2 separate regions of the Homo sapiens genome follow, and region 1 is linked to region 2. A link is a contact called in ENCODE Hi-C or POLR2A ChIA-PET data. All regions are on one chromosome and are shown on one strand. Each heading gives the region's core, a stretch centred on a gene start or an enhancer-like site at or near the end of the contact. The rest is flanking DNA. Distances are from core to core; before and after follow the strand shown.

Region 1 (3,344 bases), core at 27-2,526, 210 kb before region 2:
ACACTATCAATCAAAGCTTTAATGACTGTGTTTTTATTTTTGCCACTGTGAAATGAGATCAAAAGATAGAAAATAAAGGAATAACATTAAAGATTTCAAATATTATGTGCAATTATCAATCTAGCATCAATGACGTTTCTCTGCTTTCTATAAACCAATCATTTAAAAGAAAACGAAAATCTAGGCTTAAAAATACTTTAACTGAAAAAGAAATAGAAACAGTTATAAAGACTTGCTTTAGATTATAAAGTAAACTTAACGGTAATGAAGGAATTAAAATTCATATTCCCAGAATACTATTTTCTCCTTAAATCACAGAAAATAGGTCCAATGGTATAAATCCACTATGGAGAAAAAGCAAATCTAAATAATAGTAAAAATATTAGTGTGAACAAGCATTTCTAAAGAACAGTAAAACTATTCTTGAAATAATCATTACATAAAATATTGTTAATTATGGTCATTTTCTGCTTATAAAATATAAAAATGCTCTTTTTGATGCTGAAAACAAATACATTACTCCTCGGGAACACCAACAACATTTAATTTTTACAAAGAAAATTAAATACCCTTTTTAGTTTTTCGTTTTCTTCCATAAATTTTTTGGCAGCCTTGTTAGTATTTTCTGCTTGAGTTTTAAGTACACCTTTGTTTGACAGTTCTTTTGCCAGTTGAGTAATAAGCGTAACCAGACGTCTCAAAACTCTAAGAAAAAAAACCAGAATAATGTATTACTGGCCAATCACCAGAAACTTATTTTAAAACAGTCATTGCCAAATTACTCCCCATTAGATATAGGTGTGGTGGTGGCAGATAATGTTTAGGCAGAACCCATTATTCTTTTTTTAATTCAAGTCTCTTAGTAAAAACAGGCCCGTGTCTCATTCCTTTGGAATCTTTGTTAGAAGACCAGCATTTAGAATACAGGTTCAGTGGTACTTATTTGTTTTCCTGTAGAAGGCTTTAGCTTGGAGGAATAGAAACAGGAAAATTTCAGACAGTGTGACAGGGCCAGTAGGAGAATTATTTTTTTTGGCCCAGTTCAAATTCTGCTATTTAAGGAACATTGTGTAAGGTCAAACAAGCCGAAGAACAGCTCATTCACATCCGTTTATGTGTAACTGCCATTGTTAGAAGAAATAGTGATGACTATCTTCAATTATTCATTCAGCAGACATTCCTTTACTCAGGAACTGCTAAGTGTTAAGACACTCTGCCAGGCACTGCAGACACAGCGGAAAACAGCAAAGTCCATGCCCTCAGGGGTTTAGCTCCTAGTTGTGGAAGCAAAAGTTAAAACAGTATTTAATTACAACCATGAATGACACTAGAAAATGAAGTATATATACATTCTTTGAGCACCTGTAAGAGAAGACCTACCTACTTTGTGGGTAGTGATGGCCACAGAAGGCTTTGAGAAAGAGGCTAATGGATGAGTAAGAGTTAGCCAGGAAATGAGGAAAGAAAAGAGTGTTCTGGCAAAAGGAAGAGCTTGTGTAAAGACCCTAAAATGGGAAAGAGTTAGGTACACCACAGAACTCAATCAATATCTGTTGCAAGATGGAATGAATGAATAAATGGTGAAGGTCTGTAAGGGTGGAATGTATTGTACATCTCAGAGACACGTATGAGACAAGGCTCCAAAGAGAGGCAGGAGCCTAATCATTCAGGGCCTTATGGACTGGGCAAACCTACAAGCTGTTAACTACTGTTTGTTATTTGGGTATATCATCTGAATTCTTTTACAAAGATGTTATAAAAAAATCTACAGGCCGGGCGCGTTGGCTCACATCTGTAATCCCAGCACTTTGGGAGGCCGAGGCGGGAGGATCATGAGGTCAGGAGATCGAGACCATCCTGGCTAACCCAGTGAAACCCTGTCTCTACTGAAAATACAAAAAAATTAGCAGGGCACAGTGGCAGGCGCCTGTACTCCCAGCTACTCAGGAGGCTGAGGCAGGAGAATGGTGTGAACCCAGGAGGTGGAGCTTGCAGTGAGCCGAGATCGCGCCACTGCACTCCAGTCTGGGCGACAAAGCGAGACTCCATCTTAAAAAACAAACAAACAAACAAACAAACAAAACTACAGTAGGCTGGGTACAGTGACTGTAATCTCCGTACTTTGGGAGGCTGAGGTGGGAGGATCACTTGAGGCCAGGAGTTTGAGACCAGTCTGGGCAACACAGTGAGACCCCATCTCTACAAAAAATTTAAAAATTAGCCCTACATGGTGGTGTGCCGCCTGTAGTCCTAGAAATGAGAGGTTGAAGAGGCAGGATCACTTGAACCCAGGAGTTTGAAGTTACAGTGAGCTATGAAGGCACCACTGCACTGCAGCCTGGGCAACAGAGCGAAAGGTTGTCTCTCTTAAAAAAAAAAAAAATCTACAGTAAAGGTGGACAAAATGAGAAAGGAAAGCATAAGTCATGTTTTTAAATTGTGCTTCTATTATTATTTTTTACTTACAGCCAAAAAAATAGGGAAAATCCAGAAATGTAAAGATTTCTTTGAGACCTAAAAAGTTTCATCTGTGTGTGTTCATAGGCATCAGGTCTGCTGGTGGAGCTCTTCTCAATGGTATGAACTGAGGAATATTTCCTTACTTCTCTCACAGCATCTATTACAGAACAAAAGAAAACAGTACTTTTGGCTTTTACGAATATAAGCTTGTTAAAAATGGAAAGCAGTTTTAGAAAAACTGACCAAACTTTTAAATAATGGACTTTAGGCAGAGGCGACCTTTATGTCATTCCGTCTACAGTACCCGGGAACTTTTCATGCTCAAAGTAGGTGCTCTATAAATGGACACTAGTAGCAAATTTTGAATTACTATAGCATTTTTAAAATTATTCATCTAGTACTTACCATCATTTTATTGTTTCTCATCTCTAACTACACTGCAAACTATTATCCTTTACATTTTCTGTCTCTAAGATGACTAAAATTCAGCCTATTGACAATGACAGATGTCATATCCCATTACAATCAATTCCAAGAGACTATCCCATTTCTCTTACTACACTAGCATTTTATTACATATTATTACTTTAAATGATTGAGATTTTCAAAATATTTGGTTATACTGAAATTTCCACTGGCATAAGTTTGTTAACATGGGATTTGATCTGTGGTGGCATACACTCCTCCGACTAGTGCATAGCAGCTGCTACTGGAAAGGTTCAGATAGCTGCTCCTTTGATGCTTTCAGTTCTGGGAAGTCTCAGATGCAGGGGAACCACTTCTTTCCAGTGGAAAATAGATATCAGCTTATAAGGGTCTACATTGAGTGCATTCTTAGTTCCTGGATTCTTGTATGTACTAGGGAAGGCATCTGCCTTATAAGG
Region 2 (3,827 bases), core at 1,102-3,601:
ACTGGAGGCCACGGGCTTGTCCCCTGTGACAGACCTCCCAGCTAAAGTGAAATCCGTTACTTTCCCAGCTTTGTCCTTTAGCACAGGAAGGAATGTTTGGGAAAGCGGCATTGATTGTATTACCTGGTTTGAGGCCACCTGCAGCTAAAGCTGTTAAGGCATTTTCTTTGCCATGATTTAGCCATAATTGTGCTTGGGCAGAGATACACAGTAAGGGTTAAAACCTTTATAATTTACATACAGTGGGAGAATAGTGGAGTTATATGTAGTGTTATCTGGCACCTTAGTCCAATATGTGCCATTATTGAGGGACCCCACTGGGGGTAAATCTATCCCTCCTAGCCAAGCAGTCACGTTATTATAGGCTATCTGGCACCTTAGTCCAATGTGTGCCATTATTGAGGGACCCCACTGGGGGTAAATCTATCCCTCCTAGCCAAGCAGTCACGTTATTATAGGCTGGGAAGCGGGTGTCTGCCCAGGTGACAGGGCGAAAGAAAGGCGGATCTAAGATATGAGCCCAATAGAGTGTAGCAGGTACAGGTTGCAGACAAAGTGAGAGCATATAAAGGATCAATACCCTATGTGAGTTGCAATGTACAACAGAAAGCATAGCTAGGAACAAATTATTTGGAGTAAATGGTGTCTGTGTCTGGAGTAGAATTCGTTTCAGCCTTCTGAGTTATCCTCTTCAGCATCAGGTGACATTTGAGGCTTGTGTCGTCTGTGGAAGCCGCATTGTTCAGGGCTGCGGGTCCTGTAGGGTCAGTTCCTTCATCTCTGGTACCAGGTTGGGTCCTAGGCACGCCATGGTGTGGTTTGATGCGCCATGCTGGAACACAAAGAGGACCTAAGGGGGTGTGAACACAAGCATGTCCTCTTCCCCGCATTAGTAATTCACTTGGACCACACCGTACATTACTGTTCACATCTTTCCATGAAACTGCAGGTTTTATACCTTGAGAGGTTTTAGAAAAGTGCTTTTCTACAGCTGATTGAAATTTGTCATCTAAATTTAAAAACTTAAGGGTAAATAAGGCTTGTGCCAATAGTGTTGCAGGGTCTTTACCCATACTCTCCCTTTTCTGTTTTCTGAGCATATTTTTAAGGGTGGAGTGGGCACATTTTACTATGGCATGTTCTTGGGAGTTATATGGGATGCCTGTGGAATGTTCGATGTGCCATGAGTGACAAATTGTTGAAATTGTGAGCTGGCATAAGCTGGACCATTATCAGTTTTAATTTTTTGGGCCACCCCATAAACGCAAAAGTTAAAAGATGTTTAATGACATACCGGGTTGATTCTCTAGGCAAAGCATGGGCACTAATTAAGTGAGAATTGGTATCAATGGATATACGTACATATCTAAGTTTTCCAAATTCAGGGTTGTGTGGAACGTCTGTTTGCCATAACTGATTAGGTTCTAATTCTCTAGGGTTAACACGTGTGGAGATTGCCTGTGAGCTGGCAATCTGGGCATTGTAGGATAATTTGTTTAGCCAGTTTCTGGGTAAGTTGAAATTGTTTAGATAAGTTTCTCCAATTTTGGTGGAAAAATTGATGTGATTGGGTGGCTTGGTCAAGCAGTGATGTCATAACCTGAAGGTCTGCTTGATTATTACCATAAGCCAATGGGCCAGGCAGAGAGCCATGGGCTGGAATGTGTGTGATAAAAATAGGTTGTGTATGTTGATCTAGCAATTGCTGAAGTCGAAGAAAAAGAGCACACAGGGTGGGCTCAAGAATGTACCTAATTAAGGCTGTTTCAAGGTTCTGCAATAAATAAACAGAGTAAGCTGAGTCACTCACGATATTTATGGGCTGAGTGGAAAAAGTTTCCAAGGCCAGTATCAGAGCCCCGATCTCAGCTCTCTGAGTGCTAGTAAACCCAGATCGAGTGATTGAGTTATGTGGTCTCCACCAGACTGCTGCTTTTCCATGTTTATCATCCGGTTTTTAACTGCTCCTTAACTAACTCATGGGCTCTTTGTTAATTTCCCTTCAGAGGTTACTGTTTACTTAAACTGGATTTGGAGAGAGTCACATTAGGGGTAAGAGAGAGAACAGTGGCCATCATCAGAAATAGGTCTATCAAATTCTTAAATTTTACTTAAATTTTAGCAGCAAATTATAATCTGAGATGTTGCTTGTATACAAGGAACACACGAAATTTTGCCCTGGGCTTCCTGCGGAGCTGGAGAGCTGAGCAGGTGGGCCCCAGGGTGGCAGCCACTTTGCACTTGCTTAGGCGCTGCTGCTTTTCTGCTGCTGGCTGGGTGGACCTTCCCGTTTGCACCTCCTGCCCCTCCCCAGCAGGCCAGCTCTGGCGTGCCTGGCCTGGCTTCCTGTTGCTGCCTCTGCTGTCCAGGCTGAGTTCCCAGGAGCATTTGCTGGCTCTGGGTTTGTGAGCTTACCCGCTGCAGAGCCTTTCTTTTAATTTACCATCTGCTTGACCATGGGGCTCTGGCCTCTAATGCTTTATCTTTTTATAAGTGTTAAAAGAAATACTCGATTGCCTTGTCAATCTTGCATTACTGGGCAAGCTAAGAACTCCCCTTCTAATGCCACTTGCTTAAGACAGGGTCTTGTAGCTGCAGCGTTATCTCTTGTCTTTTTACCTATTTATTGGAGGAGGGGGTTCAGGCAAAACCTCCATTTCCTCTTTGTTATTTTGGCCCGGTGATAGTGGGGCTGAGGGAAAAGGAGGTGGTAAGGCAGGTGACTTTCCTCCTCCTTCCCCTTTTTAGGCTCTCTGTTGTATAACGAAGCCAGGGCTGCCTTAATTAAAGCCCACAGCATTAAAGATGATGCTGGGACCTGTTGCCCTTGTGCATAATGTTGTTTCAGATTTCTCCCTACTTGTTCCCAGAGCTTTATGTCTAGCATGCCTTTTTCCAGGAACCTTGGGCTTTGGGTTACAACAGTTTGCATCAGGTCCCTTAATTGTGCCTGTGAAACCGAGGTTCCACTAGCTTCAAGCAGCTGTTTAAATACTTTTATATACTGTTTCTGTTGAGCTGATAACTGTTGTCCCATCATGAACCCTCAGCCTGAACAATCCCCCCCAAACTTGGAGATCCCGAGTGGGCACCAATGACTTACTGATTACTCACTGACTGCGCGGTGCTTTTCACTTCTTTTCGGCGGTCCGTCGTGCTTCCTCCGCAGCGTTCCTCACACGGGGCACCAGCTGCGGGGGTCTGTCTGGCAGACCCTGACCCAACGACAGATAAATAACGTCCACTGACACAGATGTTATGCTTGTCAGTCCAGCTGAGGGTCCAGGCCGCTTACAGACTCTCAGGAGAGTGCCATAAACAGTTGCAACCCCGGCCCCGACTCCTTGACAACCACCCCCACCCCCGCCCAGTAGAGAGCAATCATATACCTGCGGATGGTCTAAGTTTAGTCTTTAAAGAAGCTATTTAGATAGACTCCTCTATATTCCTATGTTAATTACCCTTGCTATAGCTCAAAGAGGATTAGACTACCTTCAACTGTAACTCTATCCTGAGGCTTTTGTAAAAACCTTCTGGACTTCCAAGAAGGTTTATTTTACAGTTTTTCCCACCATCCTGACTCAACCCTAACAGAACTCAACCACACACACACACACACACACACACACACACACACAAAACCTGGTTTAAAGCTGGGCAAAAGACTTAAATAGATATTTCTCCAAAGAAGATATACAGATGGCCAGCAATCATGTGAAAAGATGCTTACTGTCATTAATCGTAAGGGAAATGCAAATTAAAACCACAATGGGATATTACCTCCACCCATTAAGGTGTCCATCAAAAAAAAAAAAAAAAAAGAAAAT

The links. Hi-C counts contacts between places; a loop is a spot of excess contacts on that map. ChIA-PET counts read pairs that join two places held with the same protein, here RNA polymerase II (POLR2A). Pooled maps may share reads with other maps.
Region 1: a map of ascending aorta shows a loop between it and region 2 (3-fold over the local background). The contact joins two enhancer-like sites. A Hi-C loop is called at or near these places in 2 of 168 maps with a recorded cell type or tissue (aorta and ascending aorta) and 3 of 50 pooled maps. POLR2A ChIA-PET finds 5 or more read pairs at or near these places in 1 of 52 experiments (Panc1).

What each region holds. Positions count from the first base shown.
Region 1 is chr7:107,593,228-107,596,571 of GRCh38, reverse strand. DUS4L-BCAP29 (DUS4L-BCAP29 readthrough) reads right to left here. Exons shown (of 13, transcript NR_163941.2): 9 at 2,467-2,617; 10 at 570-705. BCAP29 (B cell receptor associated protein 29) reads right to left here. Exons shown (of 8, transcript NM_018844.4): 4 at 2,467-2,617; 5 at 570-705. Among named protein-coding and RNA genes, the nearest start is that of BCAP29, 15 kb to the right of the region's middle. Within about 2 kb of position 1,276, at least 7 of the 41 ENCODE cell types and tissues checked have a DNase peak (open chromatin) inside an H3K27ac peak, as active enhancers do; they include ascending aorta, where a contact is called at or near this core.
Region 2 is chr7:107,385,800-107,389,626 of GRCh38, reverse strand. All of the region lies in intron 7 of COG5 (component of oligomeric golgi complex 5), which reads left to right. Among named protein-coding and RNA genes, the nearest start is that of GPR22, 82 kb to the left of the region's middle. Within about 2 kb of position 2,351, at least 8 of the 41 ENCODE cell types and tissues checked have a DNase peak (open chromatin) inside an H3K27ac peak, as active enhancers do; they include ascending aorta, where a contact is called at or near this core.